Regions from separate parts of the Homo sapiens genome. Here region 1 is linked to region 2. Evidence: read pairs that join two places in POLR2A ChIA-PET (ENCODE). Cell type or tissue: Panc1. All regions are shown on one strand.

Region 1 (5,000 bases), 300 kb after region 2:
GGATACACAACAGAAAAAAATTCTAATCATCAGAGAACTCACAAAAACAAATCTTTTTCATGTCTAGACAGAACTATATATACATGTGCATCTGACCAAAGAGCCATCTATTCCAACTTAAGGAAAATAATTCTTCATATCTACTGCACTGCATTTGTAGAGGTAATTTTACCTGTTCTGTAGAGTATAGGAATGTGATCAGTAGAAAGTTTATGTTCACTCCGTACACCAATCAACAGAGGGCTACCTCGCCTGTAAATTGCAAAAGCAGTTAGAATTAAACCATTTTTATAAATAATGGACTAATGACATAAAATTTAATGGGCCAATACTCTTCAAATGTTTAAATCATCCTCCCCAAGCTCAACTTCAGATATAAGAACTAGATAAAAAGAATTTTTTAAAAAAATCAGTATTGGGCCAGGTGCAATGGCTCACACCCGTAATCCCAGCACTTCAGGAGGCCTAGGCAGGCAGATCACTTGAGCCCACGAGTTCAAGACCACTCTGGGAAACATGGCAAAACCCCGTCTCCTAATTAGCCAGGTGTGATGGCACGTGCCTACAGTCTCAGCTACTCGGAAGGCTGAGTTAGGAGGATTGCCTGAGTCTGGGAGGTGAAGGTTGGAGTGAGCCAAGATCGCGCCACTGCACTCCAGCCTGGATGACAGAACAAGATCCTATATCCAAAATATTCTCTATCAGGGGTCAGCAAACTGACCTGCAGCCCCAGGGTTTATTTTTATAAATAAACGGTTTTTGTTTATTTGTTTGTTTTTTGACAACAGCCTTGCTCTGTCTCCCAGGCTAGAGTGCAGTGGCGCAATCACAGCTCACTGCAGCCTTGACCTCCTGGCCTCAAGTGATCCCCTTGCCTCAGCCTCCTGAGTAGCTGGGACTACAGGCATGCACCACCACACCCAGCTAAATTTTTTATTTTTTATAGAGATGGGATTTTGTCATGTTGCCTAGGCTGATCTGGAACTCCTGGGGTCAAGCAATCCACCCATCTCAGCCTCCCAAAGTGCTGGGATTACAGGCATGAGTCACCACGCCCAGCCTAATACAGGTTTTTGGTTTTTTTTTAATTATTTTTCTTAATTGACAAATAAAAATTGTATTAAATACAGTTATTTTGGAACATACCCATGCCCATTCTTTTACTTATTTTCTGCAGCTGCTTTCACACTACAACTGCAAAGTTGAGTAGTTGCTACAGAGGCTACATGGTCCAGAAAGCCTAAAATAGTTACTATCCGGCCCACTCCAGAAAACTTGCCAACACCTGTTCTGTAACAATGTATTTTAATTTTTTTCCTTTGTAATGTTAAAGGGAACCTTCCTTTCAATTGTGCACAGAATGCCAATATATGAAAGTGTAGCACCTTCTCCTTAGTCACCCTGTTTTCAGATTAAAAATATCTCTCTTACCATAATATCTTAGGGCGCCTCACTTAGGACTTCATGATCAGGCCTAAATATCCTAGCAAGAAGTAGTGATGGTACAATTATCTAGGAATCTGTCTAGAATATATGTTTCAAAAAATACAGAAAAAGCTAATATTTTAACTTTATTAGATAATATTCAATATCCAAATTCACAAAGTAACCTTGGTGCGCCCAACAAAGACAAAAGGCCAATTAAATGCCAAAATATATTTGCTTTCTTTTTTTTTTTTTTTTTTTTTTTTTTCAGACAGAGTCTCGCTCTGTAGGCCAGGCTGGAGTGCAGTGGCACGATCTCGGCTCACTGAAACCTCTTGCCTCCTGGGTTCAAGCGGTTCTCCTTGCCTCAGCCTCCCGAGTAGCTGGGATTACAGGCATGTGCTACCACACCCGGCTAATTTTTCTATATTTAGTAGAGACGGGGTTTCGCCATGTTGGCCTGGCTGGTCTCAAACTCCTGACCTCAGATGATCCGCCTGCCTCGACCTCCCAAAATGCTAGGATTACAGGTGTGAGCCACAGCGCCCGGCCTGTATTTGCTTTCTTCAGGGATTCTGTTAAATGGAAGAGTGGTAAGCAACAGACAAGAAGGAAGATGTGAAAATATGCTCACATGAATATATCTAATAAAGGGCAGAGCCTTTATAATAAAGGGTCATGTATAGTCTACGAAGAATAAACATGTAACTCAAATATGTTGAAATACATTAGTCATTGTTAGAGTTATATGTACCTTGTGCCAACTGCTTGCCCGGGAAAATGAACACTTTTAAACACAAGTGCAAAAGCACCTTCCTAGGGAGGGAAAAAAATCCATTAGCACTATTTAATCAATTATCAAGTCAGAAATGCCTAGAACATACTGGCTTCAGCGCAGAAATTTTTTGTTCACACAAATGCTCTTTTGTACCAGTTTATAAACAAGTCTAAAGTTTAAGTAAACACTTACTCCTAAGCTTTGGTGTATCCAAGACCCACATTTTTTTTTTTTTTTGAGATGGAGTCTCACTCTGTGACCAGGCTGGGGTGCAGTGGCACGATCTCGGCTCACTGCAACCCCCAACTCCCTGGTTCAAGTGATTCTCCTGCCTCAGCCTCCCGAGTAGCTGGGATTACAGGCACGCACCCCCACGCTAATTTTTGTATTTTTAATAGAGACAGGGTTTCACCATGTTGGCCAGGATGGTCTCCATCTCTTGACCTCGTGATCTGCCCACCTCGGCCTCCCAAAGTGCTGGGATTACAGGCGTGAGCCACCACGCGCAGCCAAGACCCACTTTTTTAACCAAGCCTACACCCAAAATATGCTCAATAGATAACAACTACAAAAATAGATCATTTAAAAAGTCATCCTTTCTACAGGCTATGAACACTTCTGAACCTATATATCCTATCTCCATCATCTACCTATCTATATCGTCATAATACTATGAATTATCAGAGGAACGACAGAATTAGAAAAGATCCTAAGATCAAAATCCAAAACCTATTCTCTGCCCTAGTAATTGTACACCACTGTTAACTTCCACTCTTTCTGACCTTGATATTAGAGATATAAATATATACAATTATTAACATGCACACCATACAACTCCATCAACCCGAATCCTCAGGGACAGAGCTTACAGGAATCAAGAACAGATAAAAGAGGAACATGAAGTAGGAGAGGGAAGAACCACCTTGGAACACAAACTGGATTATACAATGAATAAAAGGCAAAGCCTGTTAGAAACGAGAAAAGGCTGGGAAGGCACACTACTCCACTCTGCCTTGGGGAAAGGGAAGGAATAGGCCTCTACATTCTCCATCTTCCTGCTTCCTCTTTTTGCTACAGATATAAGATTTGGGTGCAGGTGGGAGAGAAGTGAGGGCTGGACCGTATTTGGGAAGTAAAGGACTTTTAAGTGGGAAAGCTAGAGTTATGAGTGGGGAAGGGAAATGTAGGTATCACTATGGATTTGGACATTTGTAGATCTTTGATGTCTTTAATCTTTAATTAGGAATGTTGGATGGAATCAAAAAGAATACTGATTTTCTCATGGGCTTGGAAATGCTTTTCTATAGAAGTTCAGAGCCAAGGGAAAGTCCCCAAAAGGAAAAATAAGTAGTTGACTTTGTTGGCTCAGAGACAAGCAGGCATTATCCCAGAAAATAAACTGTGGTAGCTGTGAAGCTACTATTGTGCTAAGTTATTGGTTGAGAAGAACACTCGGATGAGCAAGAAGCAAGGGAATAACTAATCCTCCATCGTGTGTACTGTGTACATGTCCACGTGTGGTGCATATGGATGTGTGCATATATGCATAGTTTTTAGACACACTGATTTTGGATTAATTTTCATTTTCATGACATTAAACCTGAATGAAGTAAGTAGAATTTTAAATGGAGGGTGGGGGGGAATCAATAAATCAATCAGTTTCTCAAAATTATTCAACTTGAATAGTTATATGAGAAATAAAAGCCAAAAATAAAAAAATAGCACAGTTCCTGCTTATCAAACTTAATTTCCAGAAAGTTTCTCAGCATTAATGTTGGCATAATTATCTTTAAAAATGTGGCTTAATACCAATTGTTGGATAACTCTCTCCACCAAGGTAGTAAAGCTGGTATCTTGACTTTCCCGATTGTCATACATATACTTAACGAGCTTGGCAATTGTCTCTGTGTCTGTTTCAGATTCGAAGTCATAGCCTTTGCTTTCCTGTAAGTAGAAAGAAAAAAAAGATACAATTAAAGAAATATTAATGATAAAAAAACCTTTTCTACAGAATTGTTCCGTCAAAATGCCACTAATTTCTAATATTCTTTGAACACCATATCCCATTATTCAAAATTAAAGTCACCAGCTGATCAGTGACTCTAAAACAGTGTGGGACTCTGTTTAACTGAACATACACTTAACTTACTGTCTAATAAATAGCCATTAGCTGTATGTGGCTATTTCAATTTAATTAAAATTAAATAAAATTTAAAATTCAGTTCCTCAGTCATACTAGCTCAACAACCACATGTGGACAGTGGCTACTATACTGAATAGCCCAGATACACTGTCTTCCAACACTGGAGAAAGTTCAATTGAACAGCCCTAAGAAAGCACTCATGCAGGTCAGCACTATGACCACTACTATACAGTATATAGCTATTTACGACATAAAACTTTCATTTAATTTGTCCTGATTCTTCTTGTATTAATATATCCTAGGAACTTTAAAGCATGACAATCTCTCAGAATGCAAAAAATGTCTCCACAAAATTCCAATTTTATTTGAGCCTTTTGTCATGTATATTACAGTCAAATGCTAATCATTTCCTTTTCATATTAAAAAACACAATTGTTCCACTGTTAGCAAAGAAAAATCCAATAAACCACCGTGCCCTTGGAATTGTCCAAGAAATTAATTGATGACACACATATGGTGTTTGTTGCACATCCCAACAACCGACCCCAGTGCTCTCGTTAGAAGTATTCTCAAAGACTGGGGTCTTTTGAGGTCACCTTACTTACCAAAAACTTTTTCAAGTCTTTGTAGTTGGTGATGATTCCATTGTGAATA
Region 2 (5,000 bases):
ACAACATTCCCTAAGCCAAAGCCTAATGCAAAGTAAAGCTCTAACTCTATTTCTAGAAGGCTGAGAGAGGGGAGGAAGCTGCAGAAAAAAAGTTTGGAGTTAGCAGATGTGGGCTCATGAGGTTTAAGGAAAGACGCCATCTCCATGACATAAAAGGCAAAGTAGCAAGTGCTGATTGAGAAGCTGCAGCAAGTTACCCAGAAGATTTAGCTAAGATCGTTGGTGAAGGTGGCTACACTAAACAACAGATTTTCAGTGGAGATGAAACAGCCTTCTATTGGAAGAAGATGCCATCTAGGACTTTCATAGATAGAAAGAAGTCAAAGCCTGGCTTCAAATCTTCAAAGGACAGCCTAGCTCTCTTATAAGGAGTGAAGGTAGCTGGTGACTCTAAGTTGAAGCTAATGATCATTTACCATTCTGAAAATCCTAGGGCCCTTAAGAATGATGCTAAATCTTCTCTGTCTGTCCTATCTAAAGGAAACAACAAAGCCCAGATGACAGCACATCTGTTTACTGCATGGTTTACTGAATATTTTAAGCCCACTCTTGAGACCTACTTCTTGAAAAAAAAAAATCATTCTTTTCAAAATATTACTACTCATTAGCAATGCACCTGGTCACCTAAGAGATCTGATAAAGGTGTACAAGGAGATTAATGTCATTTTCATGCCTGCTAACACAACATCCATTCTGTAGCCCATGGATCAGGGAGTAATTTAGATTTTCAAGTCTTATTATTTAAGAAATGCATGTCTATAGCTGCCATACATAGTGATTCCTCTGATGGATCTTGGCAAAGTAGATTGAAAACCTTTGGGAAAGGATTCACCATTGTAGATGCCATTAAGAACATTTGTGATTCATGCAGGAGTGGCCAAAATATCGACATTAACAGCAACTTAGAAGAAGTTGATTCTAACTTTCACAACTGACTTTGAGGGGTTCAAGACTTTAGTGGAGGAAGTAACCACAGATGTGGTGGAAACAGCAAGAGAACCAGAATTTGAAGCGGAGCCTGAAGATGTGGCTGAATTGTTGCAATCTCATGATAAAACTTGAACTCATGAGGACTTGATTCTTAACGATGAGCAAAGAAAGTGGTTTCTTGAGATGGAACCTACTGCTGGTGAAGATGCTATGAACATTGTTGAAATTACAAGGAACTTAGAATATTCCATAAACTTAGTTGATAGAGCAGCAACAAGGTTTGAGAGGATTCGCTCCAATTTTGAAAGAAGTTCTATGGTGGGTAAAATGCTATCAAAGAGCATCACATACTACAGAGAAATCTTGTGTGAAAGGAAGAGTGAATTGATGGGTCAAACTTCATTGTTGTCTTATTTTTAAAAATTGCCACAGCCACCCCACCTTCAGCAACCATCACTCTGATCAGTCAGCAGCCGTCAGTATCGAGGCAGAACCCTCCACCAGCAAAAGATTATGATTCACTGAAGGCTCAGATGATCATTAGCAATCTTTAGCAATAAAGTATTTTTCATCGAAGTGTGTACTTTTTTTTTTTTTTGAGACCGAGTTTTGCTCTTGTTGCCCAGGCTGGAGTGCAATGGCACGATCTTGGCTCACTGCAACCTCCGTCTCCCTGGTTCAAGTGATTCTCCTGTCTCAGCGTCCTGAGTAGCTGGGATTACAGGCACCTGCCACTATGCCCGGCTAATTTGAAGTATGTACTTTTTAAAGACATACTACTATTACATGCTTAATAGACTGCAATATAGTATAGCATAACTTTTATATGCACTGGGAGGCCAAAAATGTTGTGAGAGTCACTTTACTTCAATATTTCAATATTCACTTTATCTTGGTGGTCTGGGACAGAACCCACAATATATCCAAGGTATGCCTGTAGATAACCAGGAGTTAAATTGCTAAGTCTTAAGGTATGTGAAGGTCTAACAGGGCTTATTTCAAAAGCCAGATGGTGCCATAGAAAACCACATGGTGAAATTACTGCACAAATGTGTGACCAATGAAAATAGAGTTGTATAAAGAAGAGTTTGGACAAATTCATCTTGTCCTGTGATTAAACCATCCCTCTTGTCTTTTATGCCAGCTTATGCTGCAACCTTTAAAAATTCCTTGATGGGCTCCTCTTTGTCAGCTTCCCTTCTGGCTCTGCACTGGATCCTGTGTTACATCATGGACTATTCCTGTCTGCCAAGTGTGGCCTCTCCAGTTCCCAGAAGATACCCAGGTTCTATTTCTGCTTGCTCTTTTGTTCCCAGTTCAAATCAGATGCAATATTCTAAGCTGGAAGAAATCTGGTAGATCTTAGCATTCCACACCTTTGTTTTACTTTGAGAAAGCTAAAGTTCAGGGAGGTTAGCTGACATACCTAGCACTTGGTAGAATAAGATTTCCATCCCGAGTCTGTCTTCCTCCAAAGCTCATGCTTCTTTGATGGAGTTTGGCTCTGAAGTCATGGAAGAATGAGGTGACCTTGTAAAACAGTGCTGATGTGAGGATGGGTGATCTTACTGAGTTCTGGAGCTGGAACTCCAATCTTTAGAGTTCTAGATGAGATGGAACAACTTACATAGAAATGTGAGAAAGAACAGGTGGTAAGGTAGAAGGAGAGAGTATGGTGTAATGGAAATCATGCCATAAAACACAAATCTACTCTCAAATCTTTCAGAGAAGAGAGCATTGCTTAAATGAAGGACATCAACTGTGTCTTATGCTGAAAGAGGTTGAGGAACATGAAGCCAGAGAGGTGACCATTGGATTGGTAACATAGCGGGCCTTGCTAGAAGCAGTTTCAGCAGAGGCAGAGTTGTGGAGACAAAAGTCAGAGCAGAGTGGGTTAAAAAATGAGGACTTCCAACTTTAAAATGAGATTTTTAAATTAAAATAAATAAAAATATTTTGATAAGTTAAGATGTTTTCCCCTTTCTTTCAAAAAACCAACCCCAAACCAGGAAAACTTGAAACAAAAGCACAAAGACCATCTTTGAGGAAACTGAGAAATATTTAAACCATAAAAACACCACATATAAGAATAGAAGGGAAGGAAGAGTGGCAAATGATATGGCACTGTGGAGAAAAGTCAAATATAATCCTGTGGAAGGAAATACTGAAGATGAACAAACCATGTAGCCTTGTAGAATCCTAGAAAGCTCAAAACCTGGATATTGCAAAAGGCAAGGAAGGGTTAGAGAGTGAAAACTGGAATATTGATTGTTTAAAAGCTCTTCAACCTTCAGAACCATCCCTCCTTCCCACTAGAGTTTGAAAATTACCCCTTATTTACCTCCACCAGAGAGGAGAAGCATATTTTCTGACAAAATTGCACAAGAATGGTTTCATAGTCAGGGACACCAGGCACAGAGAAATTATAGAGACATCTGCAAAACAAATGTTGCTACTTCCAGCCTTCTTCCTTGTCCAATTTCAGACTTAAAATCTAAGAAAAGAGTTTGAAAACTACTTCTCTGTAGAAATAAATGTCTTAGAGGGAAAAATACATACACATAAAATGATATTTGAGAGTCTTCAACAACAACAAAAAACAACTGCCAAAAAAAAAAAAAAAGCTGGTCATTCATCAATTGGCATGCCCACCATGCATGCAGAGCTTCCAACAAGGCTTTTAGTCTCATTCATTTGATATGGACAGACAGCCAAAGATCACTAAACATTTGAAGAAGGACTCCACCAGAAAAGACAAGGAGTGAGGAGACAAGTTTCAAGAAGCTGTGTCATATAGAGAGATGTGAATAAATAGGTCAGTAGCTAGAGGGAGATGTGGGATCAAAGAGGACTTTAAAAAATGTTTTTAAGATAAGAGATACTAGAGTGTATTTGTATGCTGGTAATCAGCATCTAGTATTTTTCTTTCTGATTTGAGACAAATGTGTAGTCACAAACATTTAGAAAAGAACTGTAAAGTATGTCTGCTTCTGTTTATGATATTCAGAGATGTGAAAAGCCTTCATTTCCATGGTCAACCAGAAAAGCCCAGACAAAATAAAATTCATATGTTTCCGTGAGGCTAGTAGAGATGCAGGAAGCACTGATTAACTGAATTAGAGAGAAACAAACCCTTTATATAATAGCTAAGCAGAGAAGGTTCTGCAGAAGCTTCCATACTTAAAGGTGGATGCGTGGTCTAGGTTTGGGTAATTGGAGGAGTGGGTCTGCCATAGACAGACACTCTGCAGGGATAAGGAAAAGTCAGCTGAGTCTTACATAAACATGTGTGCCAGAAGGAGGCTTTAGAATCTGAAATGAAAAAGAAATATCTCAGCCTAAGTTATCCCCCCTCACCCACATTTCTGCATTTTTCCAAGAAAGCAGCAGTGGAGGAATTGCCTGCAGAGTAGAGATAAATCACATAATTAGGTGGATTCTCATTGTGCTTGGATTCTGGAGTCCTACCAGAGTGAAATACAAAGGTCAAGCAAAAATATCTGAAGCTGCACCTAGCCATCTACCAATTCAAATACTGAGAAGATCACAAAGGCAGGGCAGGGCAAAAGTCCAGGAGTTGGCCTAATAACAGGGAACATGAATCTAACAAAAGGTGCAGCCCAGCCCAAGCTCACCCTGACTCAAGGAGGAATCTAATGATCAGCCCCTCGCCCTAGCTCACAAAGAATAAAAGCCTTATGCTCTGCAGTGAGTAAACAACACAAATCAATATTATACCGAAGTCTCCACTGCTTTTTTTATACTCAGTGACTGAAATGTAAACTGTTATGAAAAATGGGAAGAAGCAGAGGAATATTACTCACAATAAAGAAAAACATAGTTAATAGAAACAAACCACAGATGACTCAGTTATTTGAATTAATGGACAGGGACTTTTAAGCAACTATTATAAATAGGTTAAATAATTTACAGGAAAAGGTGAATACAATGGGGGGGAAGATATGGGTGATCAGAAATTAAAAAAAGAAAACTCAAAGAAAGAACCAAGTGAAAACTGTGGAACTGAAAGATACATTATTTGAAATAAAAAATTTATCAGATAGGTTTAA

What was found. Peaks named below come from ENCODE experiments on the same cell type or tissue, not always from the same donor. Only the 100,000 strongest peaks of a DNase experiment are listed, where the experiment ranks them.
Region 1: POLR2A ChIA-PET joins it to region 2 with 7 read pairs; 2 of 35 experiments call an interaction of 5 or more read pairs at or near these places.

What each region holds. Positions count from the first base shown.
Region 1 is chr2:69,354,317-69,359,316 of GRCh38, forward strand. It overlaps GFPT1 (glutamine--fructose-6-phosphate transaminase 1), which reads right to left. Exons shown (of 20, transcript NM_001244710.2): 5 at 4,952-5,000; 6 at 4,013-4,147; 7 at 2,180-2,241; 8 at 173-252. Among named protein-coding and RNA genes, the nearest start is that of GFPT1, 30 kb to the right of the region's middle. In Panc1, no CTCF peak of the experiment used is centred here; no DNase peak of the experiment used is centred here.
Region 2 is chr2:69,057,968-69,062,967 of GRCh38, forward strand. All of the region lies in intron 3 of ANTXR1 (ANTXR cell adhesion molecule 1), which reads left to right. Among named protein-coding and RNA genes, the nearest start is that of MIR3126, 43 kb to the right of the region's middle. In Panc1, no CTCF peak of the experiment used is centred here; no DNase peak of the experiment used is centred here; H3K27ac peaks cover 562 bases.